Regions from separate parts of the Homo sapiens genome. Here region 1 is linked to region 2. A link is an interaction called in ENCODE POLR2A ChIA-PET data of the cell type or tissue named here. Cell type or tissue: MCF 10A. All regions are shown on one strand. Each heading gives the region's core, and the rest is flanking DNA. Links, peaks and the distances in the headings are about the cores only.

Region 1 (5,384 bases), core at 278-5,277, 53 kb before region 2:
AAGAAAGAAAGAAAAGAAAAAAAGAAAAAAGAGACCCTTCCCCAGGCCCCAATTTGAAGCAGGAGGTCTGAGTTGTTCTTGCACTTTGCTTGGTGCCCTTGCCATGCCTGTCACTGAGTAAAAACCCAATTCCTGCTTCTCCACCCAGAGCCCTGCAGGCCCATTCGTCACTCATGTATCTTTGTTACTACTCCGCAGAAATATGTATTACATGTTTCAGTATAGTGGGTTTTTTTCTGTCTCTTTTTATCATTTATCTGTCATTTCATATATTTGGAAAAGGGAAACCCTCAAAGCACAATCTTAAGAAATTATCTTGACCTGAGCTCCCACACTGCCTGCACAGACCTTTGCTAGTGCACTTATTACATGGAATTATAACTGTCTACGTTGCTGACACCACCAGTTCCCCAAAGCCATGGGTCAAGTGGCAGAGCCAGGATTTGAACCTCAGTCTACTGACACCAAGTCCTCTTACCTAGTATGCCGATGGATGAATACAACCATTTACATCTTCCCATCCTGAGTGCCTTGCACAAGCTCTGGCATAAAATATGTGCTCCGTTATTATTTGTTGAGTAACTTAAACTTAGACTCCCACTACTGTCTTCTAGATTTATCATAATTCTCTTGTCCTTTTATTCCCCCTAAATCTAGCACAGTATCCCTCTATTTAGACATGCAAGGTAAGTGAACTCCTGACTCTCTCCCTATCCTGGCCTTCCTGTGCCCATAACAAACATCATGGCCAAAGAACTCTCTCTCTCATGGGTCTGACCCTTTCTGTACAACCTTTTAAGAAATTGATTGTGAGGCTGGGTACGTTGGCTCACTCCTGTAATCCCAGCACTTTGGGAGGCCAAGGCAGGTGGATCACCTGAGGTCAGGAGTTTGAGACCAGCCTGGCCAACATGGTGAAAACCCGTCTCTTCTAAAAATACAAAAAATTATCTGGGCAGTGGCGGATGCCTGGGGATGCAGGGGAATCACTTGAACCCAGAAGGCGGAGGTTGCAGTAAGCCAAGATGGCACCACTGCACTCTAGCCGGGGCAACAAGAGTGAAACTCTGTCTCAAAAAAAATAAATAAATAAAAGAAATTGATTTTGATAATCATTTGCCCTCCCAGTGTAGACACAGATTTCTCTTTTGCCAATTGGAAATCCTAAAGCCATCCTCCACCTTTTTGTTTTTTGAGACAGGGTCTACCTGTCACCCATGCTGCAGTGCAGTGGCCTGATCATGGCTCACTGCAGCCTTGACCCCTTGGGCTCAAGTGATCCTCTTGCCTCAGCCTACTGTGTGGCTGGTACTACAGGCATGTGCCACCATGCCCAGTTGATTTTTAAAAATTTATTTGTAGAGATGAGGTCTTACTATTTTGCCCAGGCTGGTCTTGAACTTGTGGGCTCAAGTGATCCTCCCACCTTGGCCTCCCAAAGTGCTGGGATTACAGGTGTGAGCCACCACACCCAGTCCCTTAAAGCTTTTGAAAGAAAAAAGATGGGAAAATTGATAAATTAAGCTCATGCAGTGGTCTGAAGGAGTGATCTGGAATTTTACTTCTCTCTTTAATTTTGGCCTAAAATGTGAAAAACAAACACATCTCGACATGATGCAATTCTGTGATCCTGGGTTATCTATAAGCAGCCTCCAACTAAGAAAATCACAGTAATTTCCCATAATATTACTTTATATTTCAATAACACTCATCTCAATTTCATACCAAACCAATTACGTGGGTGTTATCGTTCATGTTTTAACACATGATGAAACTGAAGCAGAGAGGTTAAGTGTCCTGGCGAAAGTCACACAATGGATAAAGGGCGGAGCCTGTACCCAAACCCAGATCTTTCTTTCCATTTCTAAGCCTTCTGTTGCCTAATACATCACTGCTATACACTAATTTTCAAGTGCCAGAAACATGAAGGTGACCTTCAGAGTCATTTTTGTTTCAATATTATCTTTGAATAATATATAAAGCATTCGCAGGTCACTGACTTTTATTTATTACGTGTCTCTCTGTCTTTTTGTTTTGTTACTTTTTTGGTTGTTGTTGAGACAGTGTCTAACTCTGTCGCCCAGGTTGGGGTGAAGTGGCGTGATCTCAGCTCACTGAAGGCTCTACCTCCCAGGCTCAAGCGATCCTCCCACCTCAGCCTCCCGAGTAGCTTGGACTACAGGTGCACGCCACCATGCCCGGCTAATTTTTTGTAGAGACAGGGTCTCACTATGTTGCCTAGGCTGGTTTTGAAGTCCTGGGCTCAAGTGATCCTCCTGCTTCAGCCTCCCAAAGTGCTGGGATTACAGGTGTGAGCCATGGCGCCCAGACCTGTTCTATTCAATTTTATAGGTGCAATGCTGTGTGTGCCTGGGGTCAGGGACTGCTTTGCGTTCCCAGTGGCTTGTGAAGTGCCAGACCCTGACACATGTTTGCAGAGCTCCCAGACCTTTATCCCGAAGGCCACACAACCTGAAGGCCCAGGGTAACCAGCAAGGTCCCAATGTCCCATAATCTTATTCTTTTTTTTTTTTTTTTTTTTTTTTGAGACAGAGTCTTGCTCTGTCTCCCAGGCTGGAGTTCAGTGGCGCGATCTCGGCTCACTGCAAGCTCCGCCTCCCACGTTCACGCCATTCTCCTGCCTCAGCCTCCTGAGCAGCTGGGACTACAGGTGCCCGCCACCACGCCTGGCTAATTTTTTGTATTTTTAGTAGAGACGGGGTTTCACCGTGTTAGCCAGGATGGTCTCGATCTCCTGACCTTGTGATCCGCCTGCCTCGGTCTCCCAAAGTGCTGGGATCACAGGCTTGAGCCACTGCACCCGGCCCATCTTACTCTTTTTCAATAAAGACAGCTAGGTAAATGTATAACCAAATTTGATGTAAGTTATATACAAACCTTTTCATATATAAAATACCACAAGTCACACATATTTTTACAATTGTTTTTGAAACTCAGTTTTCCTGCTTTAGCCAGAAAAATAGTCATTGTCAGATCATGATTTGTATAAAATGCTTTGTGACTCAGTCAACCACCAGCTGACCTCACGATACAAACCTTAGTTGGCCTCACCTTTCCTGTGGTTTTCCCACACTGTTTTTATAGCTTTCATTTAAAATAACATTCAGTTGAGCCTCCAATGAAACCAAGCCTTTGTTCTCTTCCTCCTGTTTTTCCTCCAAAAGAACTGACAATATAAGCCTTTTCTCTGGCTCTGGTTAAGTACAAACCCATGATCAAGTGGACCCAGGGACTTGCTGGGTTCCAGGCTCTTACTACCACCACCCTGACAGTCAACCACAAATACCCGTCACCGCCATCCTCGGTATTTCATCATCACAATCGCCACCACTAGCTGAGCTCTTACTATGAGGCAGGTACTTACTAAGCTTTCACATGAATCAGGAATTCATGTAATTTTAATTGCCACAACAACACTATGGAGTAAATACTACGATGTTCTTTTAATATATAATGAAATTGAGACTCAAATAAGTTAAGAAAACTTCTCCAAAGCCACAGAGCTACAAGCGTAAAGACAGGATTCAACACCAGGTCATTTCCAGTTTCAAATCCTCAGGATACCCCATATTAAATATGCAGTCTGTACATATAACACACACATACAGACATATGAGAATTGAGTTGCAGCTATTTGATATAAGACCATATTTTAGAGACATTTAAACATTTGTTAATGATGTTATTATGATTATCTTTTCACCTTCTGGAGTCAAAATTTTTTTTTTTTTTTTGAGATGGAGTCTCATTCTGTCGCCCAGGCTGGAGTGCAGTGGTGTGATCTCAGCTCACTGCAAGCTCTGCCTCCCAGGTTCAAGTGAGTCTCCTGCTTCAGTCTCCCGAGTAGCTGGGATTACAGATGTGTACCACCACACCCGGCTAATTTTTCTATTTTTAGTAGAGACTGGGTTTCGCCATGTTAGCCAGGCTGGTCTCGAACCCCTGGCCTCATGTGATCCACCCACCTCAGCCTTTAAAGTGCTGGGATTACAGGCGTGAGCAACCACACCCAGCCTGGAGTCAATAAAGATTTTTGCTCCATCCAAAACTTTGGTCAGCTCTTGAGAGACTCATAGAGTCCACAGGGTAGGCCTAGGATTCCTGACAAATAAAACAATGCCATCAAATAGCAACATCATTTAAAGAATACAGACATGCTACTGCTGGGAAATTCTTTTTTTGTTGTTGGTTTTTTTTGAGACAGGGTCTAACTATGTTACACAGGCTGGAGTGCGGAGTGAGGACCACGGCTCACTACAGCCTCAACCTCCCAGGCTCAGGTGATCCTCCCACCTCAGACTCCCAGGTAGCTGGGGCTACAGGCATGCACCACCATGCTCGGTGAATTTTCTGTATTTTTTTGTAGAGACGGGGGTCTTGCTATGTTGCCCAGGCTGGTCTTGAACTTCTGGACTCAATCAATCAGCCCATCTTGGCCTCCCAAAGTGCTGGGAATACAGGTGTGAGCCACCGTGCCTAGCTGGGAAATTCTTATTTTGGAAGGAGAAGTACAGAAAAGAGGTAGAGTATGTTTTTATTTTTATTTATTTATTTTATTTTATTATTTTCTTCAGGCCAGATGTTTTTATTTTTATTTTTTGAGACAGAGTTTCACTCTGTCACTCAGGCTGGAGTGTTGTGGGTACAAATGGCTCACTGCAGCCTTGACTTCCTGGGCTCAAGCAATTCTCCTGCCTCAGCCTCCCTTGTAGCTGGGACCAGGTGTGTGCACTACTACATCTGGCAAATTTTTTTTACTTTTTTGTAGAGATGAGGGTCTCACTTTGTTGCCCAGGCTGGTCTCAAACTCCTGGCCTGAGGGGACCTTTCTGCCTCGACCTCCTAAAGTGTGGGATTACAGGTGTGAGCCACTGCATCCGACCTAGAGTATGTTTTTAAATTAAGTTTTTTATTTTGAGATCGCTGTAGATTCACATGCAGTTGTAATAAATGATAGAGAGTGATCCCATGTAACCTTTACCCAGTTCCCCCCACTGGTAACATTTTGCAATGCTGTAATATTAATACAATTTCCCAACCAGGATATTGATAGATTCACTGATTTTAGCTCTTATTTGATGTAGAGTATCTTTTTTTCTTTGGGACAGAGTCTCACTATGTCACCCAGGCTGGAGTGCAGTGGCATGATCTCAGCTCACTGCAACCTCCGCCCTCTGGGTTCAAGCAATTCTCGTGCCTCAGCCTCCCGAGTAGCTGGCACTACAGGCGCGTGCCACCATGCCTGGCTAAATTTTGTGTTTTTAGTAGAGACGGGGTTTCACCATATTGGCCAGGCTGGTCTCGAACTCCTGACTTCAAGTGATCTGCCCGCCTCAGCCTCCCAAAGTGCTGGGATTACAGGC
Region 2 (5,384 bases), core at 113-5,112:
CAATACTATCTATCAAAGGGAGGGTAGAATTTTCAGAGGTATATAGTCTCAAAAACTTGCCTCCCTCACACCCTTTAAGAAGGTAATAAAAGACAAACTTCACTAATATCAGAGTATAAACCGTGGAAGAGGAAAATGCAAGACCCACAAAACCAAAAACTAGCACGGGGGAGGCAAAGGGAATTCTCAGGGTGATAATGAAGGGAAGGTGGAGGAGTGCGGCTGTGCAGTGAGCTAGAAAACAACCAGTTGAGAAAGGAACAGGGCAGGGGGCTCCAGGAAAAACATTCCTGTGAGAAACAAGAAACAGAAAATACCCAATAAATCTGTCTATAATGGGAAGAGTTTTACGGATCTGTCAAGAGTTTGAGGATGACTGACCTAAGCAACTGAAAAAATAAGACAACTATTAACTCCAGGAGAAACAAAGTTGTACAGGAAAAGGAACTTCATAATGCCACAGCTCATCAATAAAGAAAAGGCTGTCACAATAAAATAAACATTGAATATTAAGCTAACAAAAAATATGAAGTAACTTTATGTGAAGCATGAGGGCGTGAGGTAGAAGGGGAAGAGAATGTGTGTGCTAAGTGCATGTGTGTGAGTGTGTAATTGGTATAAGAATTGATGGGGTAGTGTAAGACGGTAAAAAAAATCCCCTTCTTCCAGGATGGCAAAAATAAAGTGTAAGATTGAAAAAAAATCAAGAAATAATAGTCGAAGCATATTATTTAGAACATGGAGGTGAATATCAGAAGAATCAGCTATAGAGACGAAAGCAGCTGCCTCTGGTAAGCAGGGCTGAGAATGTGGGAACGTATGCAGCACGGAACTGCTCTTTTTGTTATAAACTTGAGGTATCATTTGGCTTTTAAATCATGTACATGCATAAAACAAAAAACCTCAACCTGAACCAAATGTGGCAAAATCTGTTAAACTGAGTGGTGGGTATTCTCGCATTTCATATGTCACTCTCTATTCTTTTCTTGTTTTAAAATAATTCCTATTTTTTTAAATTCCCTTTTTAGCTCTAGAAATTCCATTAATCTATTACTCATTACAATGTTAGTTGCCCCTACTATGTGGATGGAGAAGAGCATAAATGAAGAAAAATACAGTGTTCTTTACATTAAAGGAAAAAAAAAAAAACCTTTGGCCCGGCCTGGTTTTTATTTTCAAACAAACACTTAATATTAATTGAAACAATACCTTGATAAGAAAGTTTTATTTGATATATCAAAAAGAAAAATTCCCAGACATAATAAACAAAACAAGTGGGGAAAGAAGAGAATTTTGAATATGTATGAGCCCATTAATGTATAACAAAACCAAACCTCTTCCTATATGCATACAAACATATACAAAAGTACACGTGAAAAGATCTGGAAGAACAGACAGCAGGCTGGGTGCAGTGGCTCATCCCTATAATCCCAGTACTTTTGGACGCTGGGGCGGGCAGACTGCTTGAGCTCAAGAGTTTGAGACCAGCCTGTGCAACATGGCAAAACCCTGTCTCTACAAAAAAAATACAAAAATTGGCCAGGTGTGGTGGCATGCACCTGTAGTCCCAGCTACTCAGGAGGCTGAGGTGGGAGGATGGCTTGATCCCAGGCTGGGGGGTGTTGAGGCTGCAGTAAGCCGAGATCGTGCCACTGCACTCTAGCCTGGGAACAGAGTCAGACCCTGTCCCCCCAAAAAAAGAAAAAAAAACAACAACAACCAGACACCAAACTGTCAGTACAGTTACCTCTGGGGAGCTAAATGGGTCTGGGGATGGAATGAGAGTGATCTAAAAGTTTATTTTCACTTGTTTTGATTGGTAATTGATAGACATGGTAATAATTTCCAATGGCAAAAAAGATATACATGGTCAAAACAAGTCCCTCTCCCACTTCTGCCCCTAGTTCCCTTCTCCAAAGGCAGCCTCTTATTACTAGTCTGTTACCTTTTAGCATTATTCCAGATACACAGAAGCCTATGTTTACATACAGTACTTACTTTTTAAACTATAAATGTTCTCACACCAGTCATGCTGTTCTACCCCTGACTTTCTTCCTGCAAATAGCCTTTGTCTTAGAAACAATACAAGCTATTTTCCACATACAGTTACCTCCAGCCAGCCTTGCTGGCTTTTATACACCACTTGAGGATTTTCCTGTAGTATGCTGCCATAGAGCTCTCGAAAGTGGGCTATATTGGGCTTCACAATATTCAACACTTTTGTTTTATCTTCTCCAACCACCATCCGAAAGTCACCTAGTTAAAACAAAGAGATAAACACATCTTCCATTAAGAATCCACACTCTCGACCTATGAACGACGCTCCCCACACTGATACCGCACGGGTTCACTCTGGCAGGATCCCTCATCAGAACACTTGCTTTTCCTCCTCAAAACCTGGACACTTTACCCCAAGAAATGTGAGCACTTGTTTGGAGGAAAAGAGGGTCTCTCAAATCACAAAGCCCTTTATGCCAGTTAAATTATAGTTACCTAGTTACACAAGGTAATCACAAGCGAGTAGCTAACTTGTTTTAGCTTTTCCAATGCAGAAGCTTCTGTACCTACAAAGTCTTGTCTTATGGGCCAAATTCTGCCTGTGGCCAATGAAGGAGATAGGAGCTGTGCACCATCACTGTAGACTTGTCCTTGCCATTGCTTCCTCATCGTTGACCTGTCTGTTTATGAGGGCTTTTGAGGCACTTGATGAATATAATCTTATCATATTTTACAAAGGCAAAATAAGGCTTAAAAGTTCTGTAAGAGGAGGTTTGCATTTAAGATGAAATTGAAAACAGATATAACTTTTTAAATTGCAAGTGATGAGAAATGAGGAATGTTACATTTGCCTATGGGATGAATTGAGCTGAAAAACACCTAATTCTGAAAGACAAAAGCATTTCTGAATCAAATGAAAAGTGCCCTGCCAATGCCACTGACAACCATCGGCAAGATGGAGGAGAAAGGAATGGGAAAGTGGACACACTTAAGTGCATGCCTACTGGGCTAATGTGAAATCACAAGAGGCTGGACACACGCAGAACCTTCTGAGTCAAGCGTGGTGAAAGCAATGTGGCTGAATCCTTTGTTGGAGAGGGAGCAAATTGTCAGGGGGAGTAGAGAGGTGGCAAGTGTAGGCAGATAACCCAGCTGCTGAGGAATCCCCTGGGGCTAGGATGACAATATAATTTATCATCCAAACTAGGTCACTTCTGAGGGTGAAGGGATCGCTATAAATAATCACACTACGACAAGTATAAACTGAGCAAACCAGGACATATGGTTACCCTCGCCAATTTCTTTTTTCTGGAGAGGGGAAGGGATCATAGAGGTCATTATTTGCCACAATGGATTTTCCTAGTGCAAACTGTTGGCTTGTTTTAGAAAAAGTAAAAATACAAGGAAGACCAACAATATGTACTTCATTGAGTAAGGAATAAAATATGCTAGGTTTTAAGCTTCAAAGGACCAACTTACACTACAATTTGGTGGAATGCAACTGGGGACTGCAAGCTTAGAAAAACAGACTTCCAGGCTGGGCGCGGTGGCTCACACCTGTAATCCCAGCACTTTGGGAAGCCGAGGCAGGCGGATCACGAGGTCAGGAGATCCAGACCATCCTGGCTAACACAGTGAAATCCCGTCTCTACTAAAAAATACAAAAAAATTAGCCAGACGTGGTGGCAGGCGCCTGTAGTCCCAGCTACTTGGGGGGGGGCCGCAGGAGAATGGCGTGAACCCAGGAGGCAGAGCTTGCAGTGAGCCGAGATCGCGCCACTGCACTCCAGCCTGGGTGATGAAGCAAGACTCCATCTCAAAAAAAAAAAAAAAAGACTTCTAAAGAGCCTCTGGAACCCGATCTTGGTGTACAGGGGGTCTGACTGTTCAGGTGAGTGAGCAGAAGCGAGTCCCAGTCCTAAAAATCTGCTCAAATATGGATGAACTTGTTTTTGTCACTATTATTTTGAAGGGAAAGAGAGTTAGATAGTTAAAACCTGGGATCACTGCTAATGAGGAGGTTGAGAAATCAGTCCTTTCACATATTGCTGTTGACTGCATAAACTGCTAAAATTCTTCTGGAAAGCACTGAAGCAAGAAACCCCATCTCTGGAGCAAGCTTAAAGAAATAAGCCAGAAACACAGAGTAAGACAGAAACACACAGGTAACGTTTACCGAGCATCTGGTAAATACCAGCCACTGTGCCAAGTGTGTTGTGGTATTGCTTCATTTAATACACACAGCTCTCCTCTCAGGTAGATAGGATTCTATCCCCATTCATACACAAGGGAACAAAGACAGTGATTAAGAAACTTGCGTAAGGTTTCCAGGAAGTAAAAATATACTACATATATAAAATTGCTCACTGAAGCACTACTTATAATACTGAAAGCATCCCAAATGTCCAACAACAGGGGAAAGAATGCACTATGATGGCATATGGTTACTATCACAGACAGTAATCACACACAACAAGATGGAAAGTGATCATTTAATATGCAGTAAGAAACAAAGAGATACAAAAGTATAACAGGCTGGGCATGGTGGCTCACATCTATAGTCCTAGCACTTTGTGAGGCCAAGGCCGGGGGAATGTTTGAGCTCAGGAGTTCGAGACCAGCCTGGGCAACATAGCGAGACTCTGTCTCTATGTAATTTTTTTTTTAAGCATACCAAAACAAAAAAAACTTCATAAAAAATGAGAAAAACAAGACAAAGAGACTATATAAAAATGCTTATTTTTGCTCTAATAAAATACATTTATTGTGGGTTTTTGCATGTGTGCTTTAATTTGCTATCTCATTTGGTCATGGCAAAGCTCCATAAAATAAGTACTATTATTCTTAATTTTACAGATGAGGAGATGGACGTGCAAAGACAACATGCCCCAGGTCCAACTGCCTCTCGGTATTAGGGTAGTGAAATTTTAGGTGATGATTTTACTCTATAATTTCCCCCCATTTCCCTCACTTCTATAATGCTGGCATATTACTTTCTAGCATTTTAAAACACATTTATGGGATACACAGATGATGACGTGACAAATGTGAATGGAGTGGTGGCTGAGTTAACTTCCAACTGTGTAAATCCTTACACGTATAAAAATGGATTCCATTAATCTTTGAAGAGATGAAATGTCATCAAATTCTGACTCTAACAAGGCTGGCCCTGAAGTGAAAGATCAGTTTCTAAAACTGTTGAATTCTAAATATTTGTGTCATTCCTTCTTTCTGTACATTCCACAAACAAAAAGTTCCTCAATTTTAGACAGTCACTTTCTGAGAGAAGGATTTACCATTTTAAAATATCAAGGATTATGTTTTACAATCCAAATCTTCCCCCTAAAAGAACAATTGCATGCCATGATTAAAGGACCTAGAAAACA

Evidence for each region. ChIA-PET counts read pairs that join two places held together with the same protein. Peaks named below come from ENCODE experiments on the same cell type or tissue, not always from the same donor. Only the 100,000 strongest peaks of a DNase experiment are listed, where the experiment ranks them.
Region 1: POLR2A ChIA-PET joins it to region 2 with 5 read pairs; 5 of 35 experiments call an interaction of 5 or more read pairs at or near these places.

What each region holds. Positions count from the first base shown.
Region 1 is chr3:11,761,965-11,767,348 of GRCh38, forward strand. It overlaps a transcript of TAMM41 not described here. Among named protein-coding and RNA genes, the nearest start is that of TAMM41, 82 kb to the right of the region's middle. In MCF 10A, for the core only: no CTCF peak of the experiment used is centred there; a DNase peak (open chromatin) is centred at 3,307.
Region 2 is chr3:11,815,082-11,820,465 of GRCh38, forward strand. It overlaps TAMM41 (TAM41 mitochondrial translocator assembly and maintenance homolog), which reads right to left. Exons shown (of 8, transcript NM_001284401.2): 5 at 2,111-2,256. Among named protein-coding and RNA genes, the nearest start is that of TAMM41, 29 kb to the right of the region's middle. In MCF 10A, for the core only: no CTCF peak of the experiment used is centred there; DNase peaks (open chromatin) are centred at 3,100 and 4,240.